7 separate regions of the Mus musculus genome follow, and regions 1, 2, 3, 4, 6 and 7 are each linked to region 5. The links are chromatin loops, found by intact Hi-C in ENCODE. Cell type or tissue: heart. All regions are shown on one strand. Region 1 has its middle 30 kb from the start of Gm32130. Region 2 overlaps Gm32130 (a long non-coding RNA gene). Region 3 has its middle 23 kb from the start of Gm32130. Region 4 has its middle 91 kb from the start of Gm31641. Region 5 has its middle 16 kb from the start of 1600002D24Rik. Region 6 has its middle 9.5 kb from the start of Gm31845. Region 7 overlaps Erg (ETS transcription factor).

Region 1 (4,000 bases), 110 kb after region 5:
AGCACCTTGTCTCTGAGGTGCGCCTCTGCTGCACTGCTGTCTGCTCGCTTGCTCATTTGTGTATCTGCCTCACAGACTATTGCTAAACTGAACCCAAGTCCTTTAATTCTCTCTTAATGAATACCATTTAGGAGTGTCTTGTGGCTGCTGCTCCTCTCTGTGTTTGTCCAAACACAAGGCCCCAGAGCTGTATGTCAGAAACCCATTCACATGAGGCACTGGGAATACTTAGAGTGGGCCGACAGCCCAGGGAGCCAAGCGTTTCTGCTGCAATAACACTAATGGCTTTAGGAAGCGGCACTTCCGCGCCTCGAGCAGTCCCTCCTGGGCTGTCTTGCGCAGCTTCCCCTTTCCTTTGTGGGTTTCAACGCTCTTCCCTTTTGTTTTTCTTGGTCTCTCTGCTCCGTTCTTACCCCCTTCCACAGTTCTTAAGAAAATTCCCAATGGTATAATCTAGCTACTTCTTTACACCGAGCTGTATCCTCAGGATCTTAATTTCGGCCCGAGCGTTTGTATGAAGGCGTTTGACTTCATTCTTGGTCACTTCCTAAAAATATAGGCCAGTGATGTCAACTAAAATATTTTTGGAAACTCATCCAATGTGTCTGCCTGTCCGCATGGGGCCTGAGAGACACAAACATTAATCAACTACTATTTGTTCATCATGTGCTCTTGGGCGAGGGTTGATGGCCAGGCCCACGCCCATTATGGCCAAGGTGCTCAATCTCCTGAGAGAGGCAGAACTCAGGCTACAGTGTCAGGGGCGAGCATGTCAGATGGACTGTCTCCAACAGAGAACTGGAACAAGCCCACCAGAAGTTTTGATTAGGACTTCAGGAAACTTTTATTTTTGAGAAAGAGAGCAGCCTTTAGCTAGACCTAAACATGTCAGAAACATAGCAATGAGGGTATGGGAAGTGAGGGTAGGGGTATGTGTGGGGAGTGTGTGGGGTGGGAGTGGCAAATCCCCAGGATAAAGCTGGCAGAATAGCAGAATAAGCAGCATCTTGGAGACATTGGTGTAGGTAGCCATCAAAAGGTGGTATGGATTTGGGGAGTAAAAGGAATGGATGAATCTCTAGTTTCCTCCTGATTGTTCTATGTTTATGCATGTGGATGCATGTACATGCATGTGGATGTGTGTTTGTGTGAGTACACATTTGTGCAAGTGGACATGGAGAGAGGCCAACATTAGGCATCAAACACCTCCCCCCCTTTTTTGAGACAGGGGCTCCCACAGGCCTTCCGGCTTGCTACATCGGCTTCCTGTCCCACAACCCCCTGTGTCTTTCTCCATCATCCCAGTGCTGAGAAAACAAATGCATAGGCGTCCACTCCTGGCTTTCTAAAACATGGCTTCCAGGAATTAAACTCAGGTCCTCATTGGCACAGCAAGCACTATGCTGACTCAGACATCTCCCCGCTTCGATGCTATCCGTCTCTGTAGGGCGTCTAAGAAGCTCGGAAGGTCCTGTTCACACAACAGCAGAGAGGCCCGGCACACTGAAAATTCATGGCTTCAGCTAATCAAAGAACTGAGGTCATAAGACAAAACACTACCCCACTCCTGAAGTTAGAGAGTCAGCTAGGAAGACAAAGAGAACTCCAAGTTATGGGAGCAGAAACCCAAGACCAGCAGTCTCCATGGTAACGATTGCTGGGTTTCTTTGACCCAGTACAGTATGCTTGGCTTTCAACAAAAAGTACAAGGTGAGCTAAGAGACACAGAAGGAAGGCTGGGGAGGTGGATGGAGCTTTGTAATTGATTTAGATGCAGCTCCGTTGAACAGAGTAAAAGGAGTCGGGGGTGGATGGGGGGGGCAGCCTGTGCACGTTAGCTTACAGGAGTCAGCACTGGCTGTGAGAGCAAGCCTGCGCAGGCTGTGGGAGTGATGGAGATGGAGTGCAGCTGTGTGGCAATGCACCTCGGGGAAGCCTCTCTCCTTGCTTCAAATAGGATCCCCTCCTTCTCTGTCCTCACACAAGTCCTGAAGCTGGCCAAAGTGTGGCTCATACAAATGTCTAGATTAATGAGGATGCCAACAGGGATGTAACTCAGGGTACTGGGCCTGCCTTGGGCTGAAGTCCGTCTTCTGAGTTGGAGTGGGCAGGGAGAAGTGGTGTTCGCCTCAAAAGCAGTGACGTGTTGCTTTATGGAACAAGATCAGCGCTGATCATTGTTTGTGCTTCCTTCCTTCATCCTGTCATTCAGCACTGACCTCTGGTCATGATGACTCATCAGCCCTCCGAGCAGCTGTGAGGAGAGTTACCTCCAACACAGACAATGGAGGGAAGCTGGTATGTGGGCTGAGATGGGAGAACAGACAGGATCATGGGGGAGTGGAGGAGGGGCTGAAGGTCCTGCAAGAATCAGCAAGGACAGGCTTGCAGGAAACCCATTCTCTTCTTTTGGAGGGGAAGTTGCTTTTTTAGACCTGACCCCACTGTGCCAACGTCACCTGTGACCACAGGGATAGCAGGTACATGCCAATGAGACAGCAGACCCCGGCGCAGTGAGGGATACCACCAGGCATGGTGACAATATTGACTGTCAACATGGCAGGGTCTAGAATCACCCTGAAGACAAGCCTCTCTGGGTATCTGGAGTTTCTAGATTACGTTCATTAGTGTGAGAAGACCCAGCTGAATGTGAACGGATAGGCTGGTTCCCGGACCGAAGAAAACAAAGACCAGACTCCTCTCTCTGCCTCTGGATTGCAGGTGCAGTGTGACCAGCTGCCTCACACCTCTGGTGTCATGGCTTCCAAATATGATGGACTGTACCTTCTGTTTACAAGACCTAATAAAGTCTTCTTTCCAAAGGCCTTGTTTGTCAGATACTTTGCTGTAGTAAAGTAACCAGTGCAGGCATGGGTGTCACAGGCTGGCTCTGACGTAATCTCCCACGCCACCAAGAATTAAATGGTGCTAAGTCCCTGGAGTTTGTCACATGAAAACTTCTTGTGTGTCTAGTATTCCACTCAGCCATTGGGGCTGATTGAGAGTTTGGCCCCTAGCAAGTCATCACAAGGGCGTAAGCTCCGCAGCGACTACAATTAGTTGAGTTAGGGTCTCCAGGAGAAGTGGGTCAGAATCACAGAATCACAGCAAAGCTGCCACAGAGGACGCACAGCTGCCAGCAGAGAGATGTAGCAGTGAGTTTGGTGAGTTTAGCTAAACTGCTTGGTGATAGGCACAGGTCTTGCTCCCAGCCACCAGCCAGAGCCCTCTGGATTTGCGAATGAAACACACACACACACACACACACACACACACATACACACACACACACACACACACATAGTTAATTTTAAGTGCTTTGACTAGCTCAAAGGCTGGGCAGGTCTAATCCTACCCGCTGCTAGCAAACACCCCCTCCCCCAGTACTTCTTAGTTAACATCTTTTAAAATCTATATTTCATCTCTGCTACCCCAAACATATTTGGGGAAGTGGCCATGTGGCAAGCTTCCCGATTGTCACAGGTAGCAGGTGATTCTCTTTCTTTCCTTTCTCCCAGTTCCTAGCCCGTGCAAATCTAAAGGTCCTGCCTCAGTTTACCTGCCCAGTCATTGGCAGTTGCTTCTTTATTGATGGATTGAAAAACAATTGTGGGGAAAAAACTTCAGCATTTGGGCATGCAGATTCCTGATTTTGGGGACCTAGCTGGATTAATTCAAAGCATTAGAACCAATCCCCAACAGAGGCTGGAGGTTGGCGGCAGCTGCCTTTTTGGAGGTATATATGTATCTAAATTTCTCAAATTCTGGAAAAGTGAGTTTGATTTTGGGGTGAGATGAATCTGCCACCTAATAGATGTGTGAACTTCAGAAAAATCATATATATTTTCCAAGTTCAGTTTTTCCCTTTGTGATGAGGTCAGAGGCAGGTCATTTCAGAGGTGCCTCGGTCTGAGGATTACCTCCACCAGTGCTGGGCCAGGGTCCTTACACCCTAGGGTCCCTTTAGTCTCTAAATCTACACTGGGAGCAGGCTTAGTGC
Region 2 (4,000 bases), 180 kb after region 5:
AAAACAGGATAAATGGCACCGAGAAAGAACAACGCCCAAGTTTGTCCTCTGGCTTCCACACAATGTACATGCATACACATGAAAACACATATCTGCACATGCTTAGAATGCATGCATGTACACACAGGAACACATACATGCACATACATAGAGCATACTCCCTAGCTGTTCACAATACTCACATGCATGCACATGCGCACATGAATACATGTACACACACATGCACACACACACACACTCACGACACCCAAGTTTGTTCTCTGGCCTCTACACAATGCACATGCTCACACACAAAAATACATACCTGCACATGCTTAGAATGTGCACATGCACACATAGGAACACATACATATACATACATAGAGTGTATCCCTTAGTTCTCCCCTACACTCATACCATGCTTGTACATACACACATGCATACACACACACACACACACACACACACACACACTGAAGTGTCAGCCCTGGGTTTATGCCTAGCACTGAAAGTGGCATTTGTAGAGTGGATGGCTTTAGAAGAAATGGAAATGGGTAAGGTTTCTACTGAGGAGCCAAGAACAACACCCTCAGTAGTTCCCGGTGCCTCCTCAAAGCTTGCATCTCTGCTGCTGTCTTTCTGGCTCAGGTAATCACACAGCAAACAGCCCTAGCTCTGAAGGAAGGTACTGCGTGTATATGTGCTGCACTTGGGTTTGAGGTAGACAGCTCTTATCACCAGCAGCATCCTGGGAACTGGGAGCCAGAGGCTATATGTTCTTCCCATGGAGACCTTGTTCCAGTTAAGCCCTGGCCAGCTAACGGACAGGAACAGTGGTGGCGGTCGGGGAGGGGCTTGGCTCAGCATTCACGGAAAGACAGTGTAGAAACATCTCTTCCTGAACTGCTTTCCCGGATGAGAATGGTTTTCTTCCCATTGCACTTGCAGGGAAGCATCTTCCTGGGCCTTTAGTAAGCACACACAACTCCTGGACTCTCCCTCTGGCATGGAGGAAGAGGGCCATCCTCTGAGGCACTTGTGAGACCCAGCCTGGGCATGAGGTGTGCTGATGGGTGACCATGAGTCACCCCCTGGGAAGGGAATGTGCTAGACCCAGCTTTCCAATGCCGTGTCTCCCATGTTGCCTATACAGGAAGGAGGGTGGAGGAGGCTATGGCTCAGCCTGTAGCTGAAGTCCAGCAAGCTCTCCTCACAGAGGAAGGCACCCAGTGAGCTCAGCCCTCAGGGAGGCTTGGCCAGCATCCTCACTTGTGTGAGAGGAGATTTTGACACCTGTCACCAGTCACTTTGTCTTTGTCCCTGCTCCTCAGTTTTGCTTTCACAGAGCTGGTCCTGGGCTTCCAACCTTCCTACCTGACTCTTTCCTAAGATGGAGCAGGGCTTCAGGGGCTGTGTCACTTGGGTCAGGAAGCCAGGCTCTGTTGCCTGAGATCAGCCTGTGCTGGGTAAGCCACTGCTGTCTTCATCTGTGACAGGGAGAATGTAGGAGACTTAATGAGTCTGTGTTTGCCAAGCTCTTTGAAGACTCTCAGAGCTCATGAAAGCCTGTGCTCATTATAGTGAAAGCTATAGCTGCTCTGGGCTTTAATGTTGTTCTTCCCTTGGAGGCCTGACAGGCTAGCTCTCACTCACATGGGTAAGACCTCAGTGGGTGCAGAAAGATGGGGGTGGGAAGAAGTGGTATGCATGCTCTAAGTGCATGTGGGGTGTGTGTGTTTATGTGTATGTGTGGGGGGGGGCTGTGGGGGAGGGGTACATGCAGTATGTGTGGTGTGTATATATATGTGTGTGGTCTGTTGTATATATAGTATGTATGTATGTATATTATATGTGTGTGTGCTGTGTATGTATGTATAATATGTGTGTGTGTGTGTGTGTGCGCTGTGTATGTATGTATGTATGTGTTGTATGTCTTATAGTGTGGTACAATGTGGGTAGTGTGTGGTATGGTTGGTGTGTTGGGGTGCGTGGTATATGGTATGTGGGGATGTGTGTGGTGTGTGGGTATGTGGTATGATGTGGTGTGTGTGCCCTGGTGTGTGTGTGTGGTGTGGTATGTGTGTGAGGGATATGGGTCTGTGTATGTCGTGTGGTGTGTGTGTGTCATGTGGTGTGTGTTGTATGTTGTGTGTGCTGTGGTGTGCGTGTGCAGGGTATACGTGTCTAGTGCGTGGACCTGGGCTTCACTCCCGCAGTGACTGTAAGGGGACAAAATCCCTTGCTTAGGTGCTGGCTCTGGCGGCAGCAGTGAACTTTTGTTCTGAGAACACCACCCACACACAGTCGGTTGCTGCCAGGAGCTGTGCCGCCCACACAGGATCAGTCAAGCCGGCATGAAAGAAATGAGCTTCCAACTGGCTCCAGTTTAAGTTTCTTTTCTTCCCTCCTCTGGAACAGCTTGAAATTGCTTCTCTTCTTTGTTGGGATCCCTGGAAAACTTCACCTCTCCTCCACCTCCAGTGTACTCCCTCCCTCCACCTCCTACCCCCTCCCCTCTCCTCCCCTAGCCTCGACCCACACCCACCTGTCCCCAGTCCAGGGATCCAGAAGCTGATCTGCACCCTTCACCATCTGATCCCGGGCTCACTGTTGCCCCTCAGTGCCCTGCAAGTCTAGCAGATTCTAGATGAAGCTGGGCAGAGGCAGGCCTGCACTGCCTACAGGTGAGAGGCTTGTTAGGGTGAGGACCAGAGATAATCCTTCACACCATCAAGGAGCTGGTGTCCCGAATTTCAAGCAAGGTTTCCTCGTTCTTCCCGGGGCAAGCAGGCCCTTTAGACTCCATTCTCTGGGCTTGAGAGCACACAGTGACACTTTCCACCGAAGCTCCAGGTAGACAAAACAGAGAGGAAGGTGCACCGAATAGGGTTAGCAACCAGGGCACACTAGGTTGTGAGGAGGCACGCTGGGGAGGCAGTGCATGAGAGCTGGACCTACCTGCTGCTGCTGCCTCTGTGTGCTGCCTGGGAGTGGGGTGGGTGTGGGTGTGGTTATGGGAAGGGCTTCTCCTGTCTGCCTTTTTTTTTTTTTTTTTTTTTTTTTGCCACCTTCTTTTACTGGCTACCAGCAGCAAGGTGGTCCAAGGCTTTTCTAAAAATTGAGGTATTGAGGTGGGTTGTTGCTCAGTGGTTAGAGTACTTGCCTAGGTACCAAACCTGGTTTCTTCTTATCACATTAAGATGTCTACGATATCCCACAATGCCCCACACTAAACATGGTTTGAAAAGTTCACATTAGGGGCTGGAGAGATGGCTCAGTGGCTAAGAGCAATGACTGCTCTTCCAGAGGTCCTGAGTTCAATTTCCAGCAACCATGTGGCTCACAACCATCTGTAATGGGATCTGACGCCCTCTTCTGGTGTGTCTGAAGACAGCGACAGTGTACTTACATACATAAAATAGTCCACTCAGTTCACAGGTGTGGGATCCTGGCACTCCTCCTTTTGTTTCTGGCCTCGGTGGCTTGCCAGCTGCGTCATGCCATGCACCCAAGCTCTGCTCCATCTCAGGTCCAGTAACTACTTCACCCTGTGACTGGGAGACTTCCCATTTCGTTGTTTTTTCTCATCAGCAATGGATGGCTGTGACCTTTAAGTGCTCTTGCTTAGCAGGATCCACCTTGTTTTTCCTTCTTCCTCCGGTGAGCTGGTAGGCTCTGTGTAGTGTCCTGACTGAGTAAATCCCCACACAGCACCTGAGAACTGGGATATCGGCACCATGACATTTGCTGTGAATATGTGTGGTCTTCCAACAGTTCTTTGCTGCAACTAAGCCTTTGTATCTCTGTCTACAAAATGAAGGGTTTGATTCATTTGGTCTCTAAAACTGGAAATGCGGTGGCACACGCTTGCGATCTCAGGTCTCAGGAGACTGAGGCAGGAAGATCATGAGTTGGAGGCCAGTGTGGGATCCATGGCTAGACCTTGCCTGAACTTCCCCTCTGCCCCAAAAGCAAGGAGCAGGCAAGTCTGAGCTGCAGAATAAAGCAAGCTAGATTCCTC
Region 3 (4,000 bases), 120 kb after region 5:
CTCTCTCTCTCTCTCTCTCTCTCTCCCCCTCTCCCTCTTCCCCTCCCCTCCCTCTTCCCCTCCCCTCTCCCTCTTCCCCTCCCCTCCCCTTCCCCTCCCCCTCCCCTCCCCCCTCCCCTCCCCCTCCCTCTCACCCCTCCCTCTCCCTCTCCCTCCCTCTCTCTCTCTCTCTCTCTCTCTCTCTCTCTCTCTCTTAAAAAATGTGTCAAATTAGAACAGGGGCTCCCAGCTTTGCGTGGTTGATATGTGATACTGGAAGTGTCCTTGAGGTAAGGACTGTCCTGGGTGGTATAAGATGCTCAGCAGACATGGGCCATTACCCTCTAAAGACCAGTAAATCAACCCTCCCTGAATTGTGAAGACTGGGAAAGGTTGAAACAGGGAAGAGAGTGGGCAACAAAGACTCTTTCCTTGCTGGTCTCCGTAGTAGAGACTCTTTCTTATTTTTTTTAAGATTTATTTATTTATTTTATGTATACGAGTGTACTGTAACTGTACAGATGGTTGTGAGCCATCATGTGTTTGCTGGGAATTGAACTCAGGACCTCTGCTCGATCTGGCCCAAAGATTTATTTATTATTATTATATATAAGTACACTGTAGCTGCCATTAGACATACCAGAAGAGGGCGTCAGATCTCATTACGGATAGTTGTGAGCCACCATGTGGTTGCTGGGATTTGAACTCAGGACTTTCGGAAGAGCAGTGCTCTTAATCGCTGAACCATCTCACCAGCCCTAGTGGAGACTCTTTACGTCATGTTTTCTCCAGCCTTCACTTCCTGAAGTTCTAGATGGTATCAAAGGATCCTGGCTTCTCCCTAAAGCTTTGGACTGTCCTGTAGAACTTGAAGATAGATGAGTGTGATTATCAGACAAAAAAGGTTGAATTTACTTATCAAGTTGATCGGCTACATAGATACCACATTTCAGACTCACAGACACAGCAAGATACTTCCAACCATATCTTTTTCAGATTGAGAAAAATCAACTTGAAATCTCCACAATCCTGGGAGGCAGAAATATAAGCAGAGCTGTGTGTTCAAAGGTCACAAGCAAACTGGAGCCCCCCACTTTCCGCAGGCTCTGGCTTCCCTCAGTATCCCACAGAAGTTCTCTGACTTGACAGCTACCAGGGATCCAGTGAAATTCATCTCTTTCGCCTTAACTTCCTTACTTCTAAAAAAAAAAAAAAAAAAGGAGCCGGACAACCCTATACTGTGAGGTACAGATTAAATACGCTCAGCAGTTGCCATGGTAACCACCCTAGCTAAAATGTCTTTACTGTTATCACCAACATCGTTAGTAGTGAGAGTTTTTCCACTCATGGGCTATCATGAGCCTGGGGATCTGCAGCCAGGGCTGGCATTCTAGAACAGTCTTTCATGCCTTTGGAGGTGGTAAGAAACTGCCATTGACTTGGGGAAAAGAAACCATTAGTGTTTTGCTCAAAAGTGTTCTCCTGACAACTGTGGAAACCGTATATATCATACAGGTAACACTAAATGAACCGAGATATATATGAAGGGAGGAAATGACAGTTTTAATTAAAAAAATGTTTACCTGTGACAGGGGCAAAGCCACATTTGTAAGCTTTGAGAAATTCAGATGGATGATTCTCACCAAAGACTCCAGGACTGGTCAGGACTGACTGCAGTAACACCCTGGTGTCTCAGAGGATTGGGAGGAAAGTCTCATTTTGTGCCCTTGTCAGTCCACTGCAGGCGGCACGGGAGAGCTCTGTTTATCATGACCACTCACAGGGCTGGCTTCACTCTTGGACATTTGCCAGGTGCCAGGGCAGGAGTGGGGAAGGGAAGTAAGATCCTATCCTGGTGTCAGGTTGCTGCCTCTGCCAAGAAGTACTTGGATCACTTCTGTTTGTCATTCGGCTGGGAACCATGGGCTCCATGTACCCAGGAAGGAAAGGGGTGGGACCCAGTGAGCCCCTGATCTCCACCCTAGGGTCAGACCACAGGCAGGGCAGAGACCATCTGGTCACCAGGCTTTGTGTGGAGCAAAGGCAGACGAATGTTTTCCTAAGGGGCCATAGGAGCCATATGGCCCCTGTCCTAATGTTCCGACTCCTGGACTCTGAGATTACACTGTGGCTTTTATAAACAGAATGGTGGTATCTGTGTTCTCATGAACTTACAAAAGCAAGCGGGCCAGGGGACCCCTCAGAAATCTCCAATGTTGTTTTTCAACAAGCAGGAAGAGTTGGGTGGCATCAGGAAGAGCAGGGGACTGCTCTGCAAGTGAGCATGGTCAGAGTTGCAGCGGTGTCTGCCCAGTGTCTGTGTTAGTCTCTTAGGATCTATTTAAAGTATGGGGGGGGGGGGTAAGGAGGAGGAGGAGGAAGTGGAGAGGAAGAGAAAGAGGAGAAATAAAGGAGGCAGGGAGGAAGGAGAAGAGGCAGAGGGGGAGGAAGAAGGGGGAGGGGAGGGGTAAGAGGAGGAAGGAGGAGGGGAGAGGGAGGGAGGAGGAGTGAGAGGAGGAGGAGGGAGGGAGAAGGGGGAGGAGGAGTAAGAAGAAGAAGAGGGAGAAAGGAGGAGGAAGGAAGAGGGAGAAGGGAGAGAGGAGGAAGGCCTCAGTTTTAGAGCTGTAAGTTTCTTGTTTGACATGGTGGACTAGTGATATTTAAAAGTGGAAAGAAAAAGTTAGTGCCCAAGGCATAAATCTTTTTAACAGAGTTTACGAGGCCCATATTCTCAAATACTCGATGTGTTCTAAAAATGCCTTCGGAAGCTTCTTTAGGGAGAAGCTAAAGATAGAAATTCCCTCTCTCCCCCTCTCCTCCCATAAATACACATGCACACACACAAATTGCCCACTGTGTGCCAAATTCTGTTCCTGGCCAAGGACATTGGGGGTAGGGGTGGGTTGGGATAAGACCATAGGATCCTGTTCCACGGAACCAAGCTGGGGTTCAGGCAATAAACACATAAAAAGCCAACAAACACCCTTGGCAGATACCAGCACATGAGGAAACAGTAACCTCTGGCAAGGGTGAGCACTGCGTGGGAGAGAGTGGTGGGCAGGTTGGAGCCCAAGCTGGGACCTCAGCTCTAAGCTCAGGTGTACAAACAGCAGCAGTCCTGGACAGTTAGTTGAAGGGAACAGGGTATAGCACAAGCAACTGTGTGCCTTGGGGAGCTGCCCGAGGGAACAGCTCCTGCTTCTCTAGGGAGAGTGAGAGCCTGCAGCTGCAGCCAGAGTCTAGCTAGGTTCCTTAGTGTTCTGAAGGCTGGTTGCCGGCAGCTCAGAGTGACTCCCACATAGCTGAGTTCACCCGCTGGCTGCCAACATAGTAAGTGTCCTAGGACACCGCAGAGAGGAGACTCTGGATGCTGCGGCAGGAACCCCTAATGTCACCACGGTATAGTGACCTGGCCACAAGTGTCCAAATTGTAACAGGCTGGCCACCGAACTTAGCCAGCTCACCTCTGTCCTAGCCCATGCAGGGGCCCTGAGCATGTGACCCTCCGCTCTAGCTCAGGGTACAGTGGTAGTGGCCTTCACTGAGTAGGTCTGCCCAGACTAAGCGCACAGTCTAAGAAGCTTAAACGCCCGACCTGTTTTGTCTCACACAGCTTCACAGCTAAGATTCAGGTCTCAGCAGGACTGGTTCTTTTGGAGGTTGTACAGCGGAACCTCTTCTAGCATCTTCGGGGATGCTGACATAGTTGGTGTATGTGGCGCAGGCGCACACAACCCTGACGCTGCCATTTGTTAGGATGCTGGGCATCCCGATGGCTAATGGCTGAGCCTACCGACCTCAAGTAAGGGCATCTATCCGCAGTAACTGCTGAAAATTCTTTTGAATTCCCGACAAAAGAAGCTTATGCAGGGAAGGGTTTACTTAGGATCACAGTTTGAGGGGTGGAACAGGCAAGGTGGGGGAAGGGGCGGAAGAGGTAAGGTGGGTGAGGAGCTAGAAGCGGGTGCGAGGCTGGGTGGGTCTGTTCTTGTGGATGGACCAGGAAGCAGACTGAGGCAAA
Region 4 (4,000 bases), 590 kb after region 5:
CTCCTTTCCTGTGGTTCCGGGCTCTGGAGGTTAGGCTGTGGTTCTAGGCCATGGTTGCAGACTAAAGGCTCGAGTTCTTGGACACCATTGCAAGCTATGGACCCAGGCCATGGCTCTTAGACCACAGCTCCAGGCCATGGTTCCAGACCACAGCTGCAGGCCATGGGTCCTCAGGTCATGGTATCAGGTCAGCGATTTGAAGCTACTACATGAAAACGGGTTCAGACTGCTGGTACTGTGGGAAGGGCTGACCTATGGTCTAAGGAATGTGAGTCAGGATTCCAGGCCCAGAAAGAACCTTCTTGGTGGGCATCATTTCCCTCCTCTGAACTTTAAGACCAGTTGTTGGTATTTTTTTATGTTAATAAGAGAGAAATGGACAAAACATATATACGTGAGTCTTTTAATTTAACTTGCACAATAACACTATGAAATATTCTCATCTCCTGTCTTTTATGTGTGAACTTGAAGCTCTGAGACTGATTGTTAGAAATCAGACTACCTCACATGAGCACCTTCCGGGTTCTGACGGCCTCCCTGGGAGAGTCTTCCCAGGCTGTCAGGCTAGGTGCCCTCCCATGTCTTGGAATTCTGGTCAGAAGCCTGCCTGGTGGTAGCCATCAACAGGAAATGAAACACAACCCTCCCATTTCCCCCATCCCATCCTCCAGTCTCAGCACACGACAGCGGCTGCCAGGTGGTGCCTCTGATACAGAGCACAGAGCACGCTCGTTGAAAGCACAGGGTTCCAGCAGTCCTAGCTGCTTGTGCCCGACATCAGTGAAGAGACTCCGCACACATGGGCTGCTCACTTGGTGTCTCCACTGATCTGCCTTTGTCTCTCAGAGATGGAGGCCAGCTCCCACTGGGAAGGTCCTGCCTCCAGGTCAAGCTCCCCCACTCCTGTCCATATTCACTATCAACCGGGGAGTCAGACAGACAAATAGACAAATACAGCTGCAATAGGAGAAACCGGTTCACATGTAGCAGTGGGATGATAGCATCCCAGCCCTCATTGATATGTTTAGCCAGACACGGGGCAGAAAGCAGACTCCTAGACAGAGACAGGTATTTCAGAGTAGGTCTCACCTTCTCCTGTGGGAGAAAGCCTGCATGAGAGCTTTACGAACCCTTTCTATGGAAACGTGGCTAATGAGGATTAACAGTTCCGTACGCGACAACGGAGGACAATGGACTTGTCTAGGGTTGGGTGACTTAGCAGTTCTTCTTGCTCTCACCACAGTCTGCCTCTGTATCTTTGACAGCCCTGGACACGAGGCACTTACAAAGAGAGGGTAAGGTGGAGCATGAAGGCAGGCTTCTGTGACCCCAGCAATTGAGAGGCAGAGGTAGGAGGATTCAAGCTTATTCTCAGCTAGACAGCAAGATCAAGGATGCCCTGGGCGTCAAAGCTGCATCTCCGTCACTGTTTACGGTCACTCTTCCAGGTTAGGCAGCATTGTGGCAGGGAAGCAGAGGAAGAAACTTAAAGAAACCACATCCCATCCCCACATCCCACCACATCCCATCCCCACAGCAGAAAGGAATGAACCAGCGCACACATCCCTGATCTCAGCTGGCTTTTTTTTTTTTTTTTTACCAAAGTGTGGACACTTTGCCCCTTCCTAGAATTGGGAACAAAACACCCATGGAAGGAGTTACAGAGACAAAGTTTGGAGCTGAGACAAAAGGATGGACCATCTAGAGACTGCCGTATCCAGGGATCCATCCCATAATCAGCCTCCAAACGATGACACCATTGCATACACTAGCAAGCATATGCTGAAAGGACCCTGATATAGCTGTCTCTTGTGAGACTATACAGGGGCCTAGCAAACACAGAAGTGGATGCTCACAGTCAGCTATTGGATGGATCACAGGGCCCCCAATGGAGGAGCTAGAGAATGTATCCAAGGAGCTAAAGGGAACTGCAACCCTATAGGTGCAACAACATTATGAACTAACCAGTACCCCGGAGCTCTTGACTCTAGCTGCATATGTATCAAAAGATGGCCTAGTCGGCCATCAGTGGAAAGAGATGCCCATTGGACATGCAAACTTTATATGCCCCAGTACAGGGGAATGCCAGGGCCAAAAAGTGGGAGCGGGTTGGTAGGGGCATGGGGGGGAGGGTATGGGGAACTTTTGGGATAGCATTGGAAATGTAATTGAGGAAAATACCTAATAAAAATATTTTTAAAAAAAGTCAGGATTTACATGAGTCGTCTTCCTGTGTTTTAAATGTGCTATGCAAAAGGGATTAGTCAACATCTCTGCAAAGAAGCAAGCCCTGAGCAGCACTGGCCAATGGCACGGTGGGGGGGGGGGGGCACAGCACTCTGTGGACTTCTGAATGGGAGGCTGCACTTGCTCTTAGGAGCAGGCCTGGAGCTCACTCTCAGCCATGGGTTTCTGTGTTCCTAAGGGGTTTTGCTTCCTTTGCCACATGCCCTCTGCTGGTCATTGCTGGCCATTGCTGGTCATGGCTGGTCATGGCTGGTGAGGGGTTAAGAATCTAGCTTCTTTCCCGTGGGTCCCTGTGGGTGGGGGGGGGAAATATATATATATTACCTTTAAGAGATGAAACTTAAAGGTCTGGAGAGGGTCAGAGAGGAGGAGAAATGCACAACGCTGTTTTCTCTCATGTGCAGAATCTACATCTAAAACTGCATTAAATGAGCCTGAGAAGAAAGCAGAAGACAGACTGTTTGAAGGGAGGAGGGAACCACTGAGGAGGGAGGACCATGAGGGAGGAAGGTCGGGATGGATGTGAGCAATGTGTAAGGACACACGTGAGCAAAGTAGTGTCATGCATGTGAGCAAAGTACAGTGTCACACACATAAGCAAAGCACAGTGACAAAGCGCAGTGACACACATGTGAGCAAAGTGCAGTGACACACATGTGAGCAAAGTGCAGTGACACACACATATGAGCAAAGCGCAGTGACACACATGTATGAAAACAGTTTAAAAACCTTGTGTTTTGTTTGGTAATTCTAAAGAGAAAGAAAGCAGGATCATGGAGGCCCAGCTCTGCAGCAGTTGCACACTTGGTGCTGAGTTGCACACTTTGTACTGGGAGCTTGGGTCCCTCTGTGCCCCCATGACATCCAAGGCTGGACTGAACACAGATGCCTGGGCCTCCACGATGTCTTCATCCTCTTTCCTCACCTCTCGCCTCCGTTTCCTCCCTGTGGGCGTCAGTCCTGGGCTCATTTGATGTAACAGCAGGGTCGTTGTTGAAACCAAATGTGCACAGCATTTCCCAACCTCCCTGGTGGACATTTGAGGCCCAGTGCTCTTTGTTGGGAAGGGATACAGGCCTGTCTGATGCTCAGACACTCCTGGTATCTACCTCATCTGTGCAGTACACACTCCTCGTGCTCCGCCGTGTGTCTCTATGCATGGTTCACTCTGCACAAAAGCATTCTCCTCCCAAGATGAGGGGACTTCTGGTAAGCAGAGCAACAACTTCATGGCTGTTTCAGAAGCAAACACTTGAGTAACTGGGGGAGTCCTGTGCCCTGTTCCCTGTGGTTGGAGATAAAGTGCCACTTGAAAACAAGTTCCTGGGGCTGGAGATCAAAAGCACTCTCTTGCCCTGGCACCCGGAGAGTAACCCTCGGAGCAGATGGGGGATCTGATCTTGGGTCTTGGTGGCCATGTTACGTGGACTCTGTGGCTATGGTGGCAGTCAGACCTTGTAAAGAGCCCTATCCCAGGCCCTTGTTGTTTTCATACACAGGGACTGTCACAGGTTCACTTGGAGGCAGTTCTGTTGTCCCTTCCCACCAGGGAGCTGCCAGGGACTTTTGATTCTGGAAACTTCCTATCACACTGAGTATAAACTCACTCTGTTACAAGGCCTCTGTGGCCCCGGGGTTCCCTGTCTCCACAGTCCTCCATGTTCCAGTCCTTCCTTCCATTCCTCACACCCAAGGTCTGCGACATCTTAGGGTCTTTACCCAGCCATCCATCTTTGCTGCATGGGTGCTCTTC
Region 5 (4,000 bases):
ATATATATATATCTTTGTCTCTCTCTCTTTCTATCTCTCCCTGACTCTCCTTTAGGTCTAGTCTTTTTGAATCAAGGGAAGTGACTTTCTATTTCAAGTGGCTGTCCCCACAGTGCTTTCCTGCCCATCAGTGTCTGCTCCAGTCTATACCATGTCTCAGCCCAGGGTCATGCTGTGTAAACACCTGGCACCATGTTCCTCCCATGGTCTGATTTTTTTTTTTAAGCAAAGTATCCAGAAGGGGAGAGAGTATTCTGAACAGATCAAACAAGCAATAAAACCAGCCATTGTCCTCGAGGGTCTTAATGGAAGACTCTCTTCTATTCTCCAGTGTCTCTGTTGGCATTTGATCAGTGCTGGCTGACCTATTGGCATACATACACAAATTACTAAGCACATGGGCAGTGGTGGTCATTCTCCATTCTGCCAAGATACTTCTGAGCGAAGGCTGGCTCCTGCAGCTTCTGGGAAATAGCTGTTGAGGATTTAGGAGTGTTGCCACCTGACTGTTAAACTATCAATGGCTGGACATTGGCCAGTGTAGGCATACTTACATCATGGAACTTGAAACAGCTTCACATAGGGGATTTGATTTTCTTCCTAGGGAATCAGTTTATCAGCATTCCACCATAATTCCCCCACCCCTCCCCAGCCACATCAACTTCCTTCTGTCCCTCTTCTGTGAGACAGAGTCTCTCTATGTAATCCAGGCCTTGAACTCTAAACCCTCTGCTCCTATCCCTAAAGAGCTGGGATTGCAGATGTGAGGCACCACATACTGCTTTGTCTTTTACCATCTATCACCCGAGAAAGTCACATTGTCTTCCTAGCCTTGTGCAGAGGGGAAACATTCAACATTCAACAATGCTTTTCTTGGTCCTGGGATACTTTGCCTCCAAGAAGAATGAAAAGTTGCTTTGGTCAAAGCTGGGCCACTGGAAAGGATCTGGCTGGTTCTGGGCAGGTATATAGTAGGATTACAGATGATCCAGCCTCCTCTCCTACAGCTCAGCCTGGAGATGCAGCTCAGAGGGTAAAGGTTTTTGTGAGTGTCGCACTGTGAGTTTGACTGTCACCTTTAGATAATTCTATGGCTTGAAGAAACAGAGGCAGGAATGTGAGCTTGGGTTTGCATGCAGGGAAATTTTCCTCTGGAAAAGAACTTGTCATCTGGGGTGATGATAGAAGACCTTCATCTTGCAGCCTGGCTCACTTTCTAGCTGGGTTTTGGCTCTGCCAACCCCAAGATTAGAATCGGGGTTTCTCAAGGAGTAATTCATTTTTGGAGTGCTCCTTGTGTTCTGAAATTTCAGCATGCCAATGCTAAACGATTCCTTGAGGGAGAACAATCCTCCCTTCAGACACTCCAAGGCTAACGTGGTTGAGATTGACAGATAGGCAAAACATTGAGAAACTTGGCTTTTTTTCTTTTCAAAATATATTTAACTTCAGTAAGCTGTAAGCCAAGCCCCTCGCAGATGGCAGACAACTTAATTGCTGTGGTCAACTTGTCTGACATTTTTTGGATGGTGTTGGGTGCTATAGTAATCCGCTGAAAACAGATCTCAGCCCACACAAAGGCATGCACAGGGTTTAGCATCTCCACTTGGCCGCCGGAGCCCCTGTTCATGGGTGCACCATCCCCCACTTCACCAACCAAGCTCTGGTGCAACTTGCAAACACAGCGTGTATTTCTTGGATAGAAAATTCAAGAGAGGCCCAGGACGAACTGAGTCAGCACTGTTGTTTCTTCATGGGAGCCTTGAGACAGTGGTGACCTCAGCTGGCTGTGTTTCTATTTAATCCGTCTTCCCACAGTTGGCTTGGGTTCTGGGCCTCCAGTGTCACTTTCACATCTTGTCCTCAAGGTGGCGCTAGATGTGCGTTGTAATACGGGCGTTGGGCGCCTTTTTTTTTTGGACTGGCTTCTAGGTGTGAGGCATTACGCATTTTCTGCTCTTTGTACCCGTGTACTATAAAGGCTGTTCTCTGAGCCCGTGATTTCTGATTCCACATAGAGGGTATAATTTGGGGGATGTGAGGAAACGTTCAGTTTGAACACTGCAGTGAGTCACCGAGCTTATGGCCACCTTCCCAGCAGAGTTAAAAATAAAGCACCATAGCATATCCATGTTTACATCAACGATCTCTGTTTATAGTAAACACACCGAGAACAGGCAGCAGTCAGTGGTCCATGCTCTCGTGTTCTCTCTCTCTCTCCCTGCCCTTCTCTGGCTCCTCAGGGGTTTCTTCCATCACGCTTCACACGGGTGTTTGAGGTAGGGTCTCTCACTGAACCTAGAGTTTGTTTTCTGGTAGCCTGGCTAACCACTGCAGCCCCTGGATCTCTCGGATCACACCTACCTGTGCCTGGCTCTTACATGCGTGCTAGAGACATGAACTGCAGCAAGCACTTTATCCATATCCACAGAGTCATCCCCCTGCCCTTTCTGACACATCTTTGGAATAGATGTGCTCTGGATAGTTAGTTGCTGGTTCAGGGGACACTGCCCCACAGATTAGGTTCCAGTTTAGAAAGGAGGTTCTCTGCCCGGAACACATGACAGTTGCTGGGCAGCCTGGGACAACACACAGGTCTGGGCCCCTTACTCAGAGGAGTCACCTGTGGGGTCTGGTGTCGTCACTGTGGTATCAAGGGTAGCAGGATGCTCAGATTTGCACTGCATTAGCTGTGTGACGTATGCAAGCCACTCCCTCATAAAGCCTTACTTTATAAATTATACACGTGATAAGGGTACATGGGTTGGGGACTGGGAAGATGGCCCAGTGGGTAAAGGACTTGCCACACAAGTGTGAGGACATGACTTCAGATTCCCAGAAGCCCATCAAGGTAGCCTGCATCTATAATCTCAATGTTCCTACGGTGAGATGAGAGGCAGAGACAGCAGCAAGAAGCTTGGAGGCCAGCTAGCCTGGTGTGAACTGCTAGCCTGGTGTGCACTGCTAGCCTGGTGTGCACTGCTAGCCTGGTGTGTACTGCTAGCCTGGTGTGCACTGCTAGCCTGGTGTGCACTGCTAGCCTGGTGTGAACTGCTAGCCTGGTATGAACTGCTAGCCTGGTGTGAACTGCTAGCCTGGTGTGTACTGCTAGCCTGGTGTGTACTGCTAACCTGGTGTGCACTGCTAGCCTGGTGTGCACTGCTAGCCTGGTGTGTATGGCATACAAGAGACCAGTCTCTAAGAAGGTGGAAGATAAGGACTAATATCTGAGGTTGTTCCCTGGTGCAACATACCACACACATACTCTGGTACATGCCTGCTTGCACCCCATTCAATACACACACAGATCACACACACTCACACATACACAAGCACTTACACATGCAAACCACACACATATACCACACACACACATACACAGCCCACACCACACTACACATACACACCCATACCACATTACACATACATGTAGCATACATATACTGTACACATTTCACAAACAGGTCACACACACATACCATACCACACACACGCTACATACACAGTCACATCTATACCACACATACAAACCACATACACATATATCACAGCACACACCACACACACACACACACACACACACACACACACGCACGCACGCACACACACACACACACACACACACACGCACACACACACACACACACACTACTCAGGAACATGGAAAGAGTGATTAAGATGAGGCTGTCCAGGGTCTCTGATCAGCCATGACAGTTGTCCCTTTAGGTGGGGTCAGGATCTGGATCCACACAGGGGACAACCACATGAGAACACAGGGAGAAGGTGACAAAGTATAGGAAGAGGCTTCATCAGAAGCCAGATCAGGGAAGGCAGAGGTGAGGCGTGCAGGTGCGGACAGAAAGCCTCTGTCCGAGTGAGGGGGTAAGAGTTGATATCCGCTGGGTGCTAAAGACTGTAAGCCACGAGTAAGCCCAACCAAAAAGGCTTAAGTAGCAAGTCAGTACAGCACATACCTCACATGCCTCACCCTGCTGCAACT
Region 6 (4,000 bases), 290 kb after region 5:
AAAAAAAGACCTTTCCATCCCTCGGGTTATGTTGCAGCTCCTGCTGTCCTTGCTTTTCCTGCCATGCAGAGCCGTGATGCCTTCTGAGCACCTACAATATCTTTCTAGAAGCTCAGAGACAGACATGAGGGAGATTAGGTCATTCCTGTTCCCACAGACCTAACTTTCTTATCAAGGGGAAAGCACAATAAATCAGATCCGTGGAGTGGTCGTATGGTGGCGTAAATAAGCCAGGTAAGGCCAGAGGGGCCTGCTCCTGGAGAGACAGTATAGGCACACGAATGCCTAGTGCCCAATGGCTTCCCCCAGGGGTGCTAAGAACATTTGCAAACACCTCCATCCACACAGCAGAAGAGGGACCCGTGCAGCAGCAGGAAGAAGGCAGCTGTGGGGAGGTCTTGCTGGATGAGAAGATGGAAGAAGATTGGCTACACAGCTCTGTCCTCATACTGCCACGGGTGTGCCCCACTCCACGTGCACACACAAGCGTAATATACACGATACTTTAAATATCATCATTCCAAAAGGCCGTCCTTAAACATACTAGAGCTACAATCAGTGCTCGAAGAGATTGGGGTATCCAAACGAGACAGAGACAGCCTAGGGGACATCATCAAAATGCTCTAAAACTACAGGTGGGGCTCAAAAGAATTATCGGACACTTTTTAAAAGTGATAATTTTGTAGGCAAAAATAGTATAATTCTAAGTTTTAGGCTTTTAGCATGTGTTTTAAAAATCTGAACAAAACACCAACCGATGAAATATTTTGTTTTTTAGCCCTGAGGTCCTATACTGTATGTCACAGTAATCTCCAGGTGACACCAACTTAGGGTGTTGCATGCAGAGGCGAGGACAGGGTCTGCCTGCCCCCAAACACTATCCAGGAAACAGAGGCATTTTAATTTTGCCCCAGAACAACTAAGAACGGATCACTCAGCTCCAGCCCTTCCTGGCAGAGGCTTCTCCGATTGCATAATCATCACCGGGCGCCCGCCTCGCGCTCGACGCGATTTCCGCATTCATTTTACAAGCCATAGCTTGTCTCCTAACGTAAAGCACGTTGGATTGTAAACCCAAGCAAGGGAACGGAATGTTCTCTGGGCTCAGAAACCCGACGCATTTACCCTCTCTGTGTTCAATGCTATAGAACGTGTCTAAACAAATTTAGCCCAGTCTCCCTGTTAGAACAAGTAAATGATAAGCTAAGAATCGTGTTAAAAGGACTTAGAATCAAGGGGGTTGGAGGGAGAGACAGAGAGACAGAGAGAGAGAGAGAGACAGAGAGAGAGAGAGACAGAGAGAGAGAGACAGAGAGACAGAGAGACAGAGACAGAGCAGAGGAGGTTCAGACCAGAACGAAAGGCGGAAGATCTGTGTGTTGTGAGACACTTCACTTTTAATAAAACCAACCTCCCTTTTCTCTGATGTCATAGTTACAGCAATACAGGCAAAGACTGGTTCCATCACCTGAGAGGTAGTGGACTGCTTGCAGGTCCTAGGCCTGCTGTCCCGTGGCTCAGCTCATTGTCCCTCCTTAATGCTCCTCACTTGGAAGACAGCCATGTTTACAGTCCTGCCATGAACAGCAGCAAACTCAGTTCACTTCCCCAGAGATAGAAATAGCAGACCTGTGGCTAGGCCTGTGTGTGAGCCCTGGGTGTGGTCGGTTGTCCAGGTAGTCAAGGCCTCTGTGAAACGGCACCCCCTGCTGGTGAGGCAGGGAATTGCCCAGGCACCTCAGAACATGAGAGGGCTTGGAGATCTAAATTCTTTACAGAGGTAATTAGGACAAGGAGAGGCTATCAGGAGCAGGCCCTAGTGCAAGAAGACCATGCCTTGATGAAGAGACTTCAGGACACAGACACATGCGGAAGGTAGCTCCCTAAGGGGGAAAGCTGCCATGTGTTGAACAAAGAGAGGCCCTTACTCACCCCTGTGCTAACTTAGAGAGAAATGGGTTACAGCAAGTTACACTGAGTAGAATCAAACCCTAGGCCAAGGATTGAGAACCGGAAAGTGTGGTTGGGGAATGAGAGGCTGCCAATTGTCTATGAAGAGAGATTATTTATTCTGGTCCCTCATGGTGAGTCAGGAGAGAGTCAGGGAAGGCGCTGTCCCCTAAGCGATGGGCCCACGATCTGCTGACATCACCCAGTTAAAGACATTTTTGTTTATTTTATTTTAAAATTTGTAGCCAAACAAGTGTTTCAAAGGTCCCAAGGGTGTTCCACTGTAAGCATCAAGGTGGGCCTGGAACCTGAGACTTATGAAGTAGTATTTGATTCAGTCTGAAGCATTACCAACAAGGAGACCTGCTGGGCATGCTGGGAGGCATAGACCTGTCACACCAGCACTTGGGAAGTGAAGGTACGGGGGTGGGGTGGTGGGAGTCAGGAACTCAGGGTCATCTTCAGCTACACAGTGAATGTGAAGCCATCTTGGGATACTTGAGACCCTGTCTCAGATGATAGACAGTCAGAAACACTGATGACTAAGGTATTGTTTCTCTGCATAGAATTTACCAAGCAGTCTGTGTAGTGTTCTTCCACCACCCCCCCGCCCCCATATATGTATATATAAAGCTTTGAGCACACATTTGTCCTTGGCATCGGAATGGTACTCTTTCTGAGGTTTGGCTCGGTCTCCAACATTTGTCTCTTTTGTACTTACAAAAAGGTTTATTTTTATTTTATGTGTATGAAAATTTGCCTGAATGTGTGTACTAGGTACATGCAGTACCCACAGAGGCCATAAGGGGGCATCAGATTCCCTGGAACTGGAGATACAGACAGTTGTGAGCCATGGTGTAGGAGCTGGGACCCAAACTCAGGTCCTCTGCGTGAGCAGCAAGTGCTCAGAGCAGCTGAGCGTCTCCAGGCCCCTGCTGTGAACTTCTGATGTTGTGAACTATCTCCAGGTGGTCCCTTTGAGAGACTTTTTGCTGAGTCTGAGGGACATTGGTGTCACCACAAACACATTCATGTGTGCTAAGAAGCCATGTTCCGTCAGCCCCTTGGGGGTCCCTGATGGTAGATGTTGATTGTCAACTTGACAGGATACAGAATCATGGTAAAGACCAACCTCTGGGTGTGTCCATGGGGGAGCCTATAGATTAAGTTCACTGAGGTGGGGAGATCCACTTAACTGCAGCTAACACCATTCCAGAAGCTGACAGACACCATTAGCTTTAGTTGATAACTTGATACACCTGGGAAGAGAAAAGCTCAATTGAAAAACTATTTCTATTAGACAGGCCTGTGGGTGTTTTCTTGATTAATGATTGATATTGGGAAGGTTCCAGCCCACTGAGGGTGATGCCAACCTGGGCAGGTGGCCCGGGTTGTGTAAGAAAAAGCAAGTTAAGCGAGACATGGGAAAGTAAGCCATGAACCGCATTCCTCCATAGTGTCTGCTTCGGTTCCTGCCTTGAGTTCCTGTCTTGGATTTGCTCAGTGATGGACTTCGGCCTCTAAGCCAAATGAATCCCTTCCTCCCCAAGTTTTGGTCACAGTTTTACCATAGCTAAGAAAAATCAAACTTAGACAGCATAGCATGGTCCAAGACAGGATAGATGGTCACTGCTTTCTGTTTGTCTTAGAGTTTTATTGCTGTGAAGAGACACCATGACCAAAGCAACTCTTATAAAGGCAAACATTTAATTAGGGCTGGCTTATGGCTTACAGTTTCAGAGGTTCAGTCCATTATCATCATGGTGGGAAGCATGGCAGTGTGCAGACAGACATGGTGCTGGAGGAGGTGAGAATTCTACGTCTACCGACAGGCAGTACAAGGGGACATTTTCACACTGGCCAGACTTTCACACTCATACATGCACACACTGCATGCACTGCATGCACTGCATGCACAAATATAAAGACCTCAAAGTCCTGCCTCCACAATGATGCACTTCCTCTAACAGAGCCACACCTCCTCCAGTAGGCCACACCCCCTCCAATAGGCCACACTCCAGTAGACCACACCACCTCCAGCAGTAGGCCA
Region 7 (4,000 bases), 480 kb after region 5:
GTAGCCCTGGGGTACCAGCGTCATTGATGGATAGCTGTGGAGTGAGAGGAATTAATGACTGTCACGTCTCTCTCCTTCCTCTTGAGTTAAAATGCCTCTACGACTTTGACATATTTTCCCTCCAACTGATAGGTGAAGTTTCACTCTGTTTGTACAAGAACATTTCCCTTGCTTTCAGCACCTTCAGCACCTTCAGAGCAGCCTGGCCCAATGCTTAACATGTAGCTAATGCCAATAAAGATTGATAGACCTCTCATAGGAAGGCTCCTTCTGCTGCAACAGTCTTGTTACAAACGTCTTGTGGAAGCCAGACTTGGTCTCATAGTGTTCTAGGCATTTAAGGCTTCAATAAATCATTCAAGACTACAACTATCACTTCATATCACATCATAGGACTGATGCTGGAGAGGAAGTCTTCAACCCGTTGTCTTGCAGAAGGTTGTAGTCAACTGGCGTTTGGGGCTGGAGTCCTCTGGAAGCCTTCTTCACTTAGCTCTGGGGTCTGGTGTAAACTGTCATGCAGGGATAATGATAAGAACACCCACCCCATCTTTCCATAGTTGGCCTTTTTCTTTCAATGAAGGCTGAAGTTTATGAATGCTTGTTGCCAAGGAAACAGGCAGAGGTAGCTTTGGAAGTCTGATAACTGAACCTCTGTCAGAGACCTGAGGGGATGGGAGGGAGGCAGGTACCACTATTTAATGGAGCAAAATTGATGCCAGCTTTCAGAAGGGTTTGAGATGGACCATTTTAGGAAATGCAGTTGCCATGGTGATATGGTCAGTGCCTAGAAATGCAATGACTGCTCCATGTTCCTGGTCTATAAGGACATATGAAACCATCCCTGATAACAAATAGTGTAGCTGAGCATGCTTATGAAAGTAGGGTACCGTGCACATACGTGTGCCATGCATGTTACATGTCCACTTGCCGCTGGGTATGGTTTGGACACTGAGAAGGGGACCTCATGTGATAGAGAGTTGGAAGTCCTCAGAGTACATTAGAAAAAAAATCTTATTTCCAAATGCCTTAGTCAGAGTACTTGCTCAAAAAGCCCTCCTCTAGAGTGACCCAACATCTGGAGGTCTGCAACTGAACACCCCAGATGAAGACGGTTGGGGGACGATGGGGCAGGCAGCCTTTCCCTGTTTCTGGTGTATGTGTGTGTGTGTTTTGACTGTGTGCCTTGGTGGTCATACTTCTTCAGGCTGCTATGACACTCGGCTGTGGTGTCCAGGTCTTTTCCATCATGTGATGCTGTTCACACTCAGGAGCCCTGTGTGTTTCCCTGTCACAGTGACAGCAGCGAGAATGAAGCCCTGCCTTGGCTGCCCCACTCTAAGCAGAGAAAGCACCCCTGGGCTCTGCTGGCAGCTGGAGTCGGAAACATGCAGTAAGGATCATACCTGGGCCTCTTCGAAGCAGCTGGTCAGAGCCTGTCCACACTTACTCCACCCACAGCCTAGACCCAGGCAAACAACCCTCACCCGCTGACCTCACCAGCTCATGATATATAAGCTCATGTAGAAGCAGAAACAAAAATGCTCTGCTTATTTTAGGTACAAATGAAGACAGGGTAAGTCGCAGAGGTCCCCTCGTGTTTAGAGGACGCTGCTGAGAACCTCCTGTCTGGGCCGAGTGTCAGTGAGATTGTACATTAAAATTATTTTCAGGAAGACTAACATACATTTATAAAATTCTGTTTTGTTTTATGATTTGAAACAGGGTCTCGTAGAACTTGGGTTGACCCCAGACTTACTGTATAGCTGAGGCTGACTTTAAATCTTTGCTTTTCTTGTCTCTGCCCCCTGAGTTCTGGGGTTATAGTGTGACCCACAATGTCTGGATTATGCTTAGTTTTAAGTTTTAAAATCTGTAGATAATATGCTGATTCAAAGTTTTTCTCTCTTATAGGTGATGAATATTGGGTTTCCTTGTTGGTGAATAAAACCAAGACAGCTTTGTGGGATAATAACAATTATTTCAGGAATTTCATGGCAAGCCCTAGGCAGACATAGTGTTTGCTCTTTTTGGGCATTTTAGAGGGTCATGTAGTGCCCTCTAGTGTCCAAGATCCCAGCAGTTTAAAGGGAAGCCCCTTCCCAAGACTCCAGCTTCTGAGGAGCTGATAGAAGTGCCCCTCCTGAGACAGTAGGTGACTACTTCTTGCAACTCTCCACATAGGACTGTTCTTATAACTATAAATGAAGGCTAGAATATTATCTACTAGGGACACACAATGTGTGAGAAATGCGGCGTTTTTTAAATCTTGGATTTTACTTGCCTATCAGAAAGGGGCTGGGAAGATGGCTCCGTTGATAAAGTGGATAAAAATGGCTCACAGGGGCATGATTTCCAGTCCCCAGCATTTAAACTAGAAGCCATCCATGGTAGTGTCTACTATGATGGGTGGTGGGCTGGGGGCAGAGTGGAGGATCCCTGGGGCTCATCCCGAAAACCCAGGCTATCTCTGGGGCCCAGGTTCACTGTGAGACCCTGTCGCAGAAGCCGATCATCACATGGGTCAGCTGGAAGAGAAACAGCCTACCTGGATTCCGGCTGCACATGGGGGCCTCACCTCTGCAGTGGGAAGTGATAGGGCACATGCAGAGAGGTAGCATGCAGCCTGGGAGTGACGGGGCAGCTGCTACGGTGACTCCAAACCTGGCCTCTGAGTCCCTTAAGTTTATGGGTTGCTTGGTGAGGTGTGAGAAAATGGGAATGAATTCATGGCAAATGTTAGCTTCATTTCTGATTCCGTTTGTGATAGACATGTATTAGCAAATGATAACCAAATTAACTTGACTCAGGTCAAGACAAAGCAAGGCCACCTCGGCTGTTTAAAGAAGGAAAGAGGAGGAGCTACCCTTGCACACGGGTGCCTCCAAATCTCCGTGGCGTGAGTTACATCATTGCACCATTGCTTACCATTAACATATTATCTTTATTTTTGTTATACAAATAATTTGGGTCTAAAAGTTTTGCTCATTTGTGTGTGGAAGTGGAGGTAGGAGAGCGTTTGGAGGCACGTGTGTGTACTTGTGGAAGTTGGAGGGCAACGTTGTGGATTCGATTCTCTTCTTCCCACCTTTACTTGGGTTCCTGAGGTGGGTACTCAGGCTGCCAGGGCGGCTCAGCAGGTGCCTGTTACTATCAGAGCATTTCCTTGGTCCTAAAGAAACAGTTTGCAGACCAGTTTATTACAGTTCAATAAATGATACCAAGTATCATAGAAGGGAGACAAATACACTTTTAAACGTCGTTTGAGGTTCTGGAAAGTGATAAAAACCCAAGTTAATCTCAACAGCCTAAGATAATGTTGTGGAATGGTGCTGACAATCGCAGTACTGTGATGAGAGTCTGAGGCCGAGGAGGGTGGAACTGTGCCACAGTCCCCACAAGTGTGGCCAAGGGCCTCTGCACATCTTCAGTGGTGTGTCCTTCGCAGAACAAGCCCCAAGGTGGCTAGCAGCAAAACAGGGTTTCTAAATAACACTTGTGCTCACACACACCTAGTCCTGTGTCCAAGATCCTTTGGTATAGAGGCATAGTCACCCAAGTGGTGGCGCACGCCTTTAATCCCAGCACTTGGGAGGCAGAGGCAGGCAGATTTCTGAGTTCGAGGCCAGCCTGGCTACAAAGTGAGCTCCAGGACAGCGAGGGCTACACAGAGAAACCCTGTCTCAAAAAAAAAAAAAAAACAAAAAAAACAAAAAAAACAAAAAACCAACAAACCAAACAACAACAACAAAAGTTGCTTCTAGCTAAACTATTGTGTCAGAATAAGTATATCTCTCTTAGTCTTTTTTAAAAAAAAAAAACACGAGTGGTTCTTGAACAGACTTAAGGTCTGTGACAATTGCATTACTATCCCGGGCACTCGGGGATGAGAATGGGCTGGGTTAGCACAACCGGAGAGCGCTCTGGATGCTGAGGAAGTCATGCGTGTTGGAATTGTTGCTTCATTGGAACCCACAGAGCTGAGCCGATGCCTGCCTCA

The links. A loop is a pair of places that touch in the nucleus more often than their neighbours do. Peaks named below come from ENCODE experiments on the same cell type or tissue, not always from the same donor. Only the 100,000 strongest peaks of a DNase experiment are listed, where the experiment ranks them.
Region 1: it touches region 5 in a loop (2.6-fold over the local background); 6 of 42 quality-filtered maps call a loop at or near these places.
Region 2: a loop joins it to region 5, with 2.3 times the contacts of the local background. A loop is called at or near these places in 7 of 42 quality-filtered maps.
Region 3: it touches region 5 in a loop (2.4-fold over the local background); 7 of 42 quality-filtered maps call a loop at or near these places.
Region 4: it touches region 5 in a loop (8-fold over the local background); 6 of 42 quality-filtered maps call a loop at or near these places.
Region 6: a loop joins it to region 5, with 5 times the contacts of the local background. A loop is called at or near these places in 35 of 42 quality-filtered maps.
Region 7: it touches region 5 in a loop (3-fold over the local background); 12 of 42 quality-filtered maps call a loop at or near these places.

What each region holds. Positions count from the first base shown.
Region 1 is chr16:95,829,942-95,833,941 of GRCm38, reverse strand. It overlaps a transcript of 1600002D24Rik not described here. Among named protein-coding and RNA genes, the nearest start is that of Gm32130, 30 kb to the right of the region's middle. In heart, no CTCF peak of the experiment used is centred here; DNase peaks (open chromatin) are centred at 301 and 2,221; H3K27ac peaks cover 2,368 bases.
Region 2 is chr16:95,768,165-95,772,164 of GRCm38, reverse strand. The region is part of intron 1 of Gm32130 (a long non-coding RNA gene); the gene reads left to right. Among named protein-coding and RNA genes, the nearest start is that of Gm41509, 28 kb to the left of the region's middle. In heart, no CTCF peak of the experiment used is centred here; a DNase peak (open chromatin) is centred at 2,294; H3K27ac peaks cover 517 bases.
Region 3 is chr16:95,823,179-95,827,178 of GRCm38, reverse strand. No RefSeq gene overlaps it. Among named protein-coding and RNA genes, the nearest start is that of Gm32130, 23 kb to the right of the region's middle. In heart, no CTCF peak of the experiment used is centred here; DNase peaks (open chromatin) are centred at 1,928 and 3,188; H3K4me3 peaks cover 884 bases; H3K27ac peaks cover 3,524 bases.
Region 4 is chr16:95,349,117-95,353,116 of GRCm38, reverse strand. No RefSeq gene overlaps it. Among named protein-coding and RNA genes, the nearest start is that of Gm31641, 91 kb to the right of the region's middle. In heart, a CTCF peak has its summit at 2,454 (motif pointing left); DNase peaks (open chromatin) are centred at 606 and 2,396; H3K27ac peaks cover 2,932 bases.
Region 5 is chr16:95,943,467-95,947,466 of GRCm38, reverse strand. No RefSeq gene overlaps it. Among named protein-coding and RNA genes, the nearest start is that of 1600002D24Rik, 16 kb to the right of the region's middle. In heart, a CTCF peak has its summit at 1,848 (motif pointing right); a DNase peak (open chromatin) is centred at 1,806.
Region 6 is chr16:95,656,704-95,660,703 of GRCm38, reverse strand. No RefSeq gene overlaps it. Among named protein-coding and RNA genes, the nearest start is that of Gm31845, 9.5 kb to the left of the region's middle. In heart, a CTCF peak has its summit at 2,748 (motif pointing right); a DNase peak (open chromatin) is centred at 1,593.
Region 7 is chr16:95,464,804-95,468,803 of GRCm38, reverse strand. All of the region lies in intron 2 of Erg (ETS transcription factor), which reads left to right. Among named protein-coding and RNA genes, the nearest start is that of Erg, 64 kb to the left of the region's middle. In heart, a CTCF peak has its summit at 2,058 (motif pointing left); no DNase peak of the experiment used is centred here; H3K27ac peaks cover 472 bases.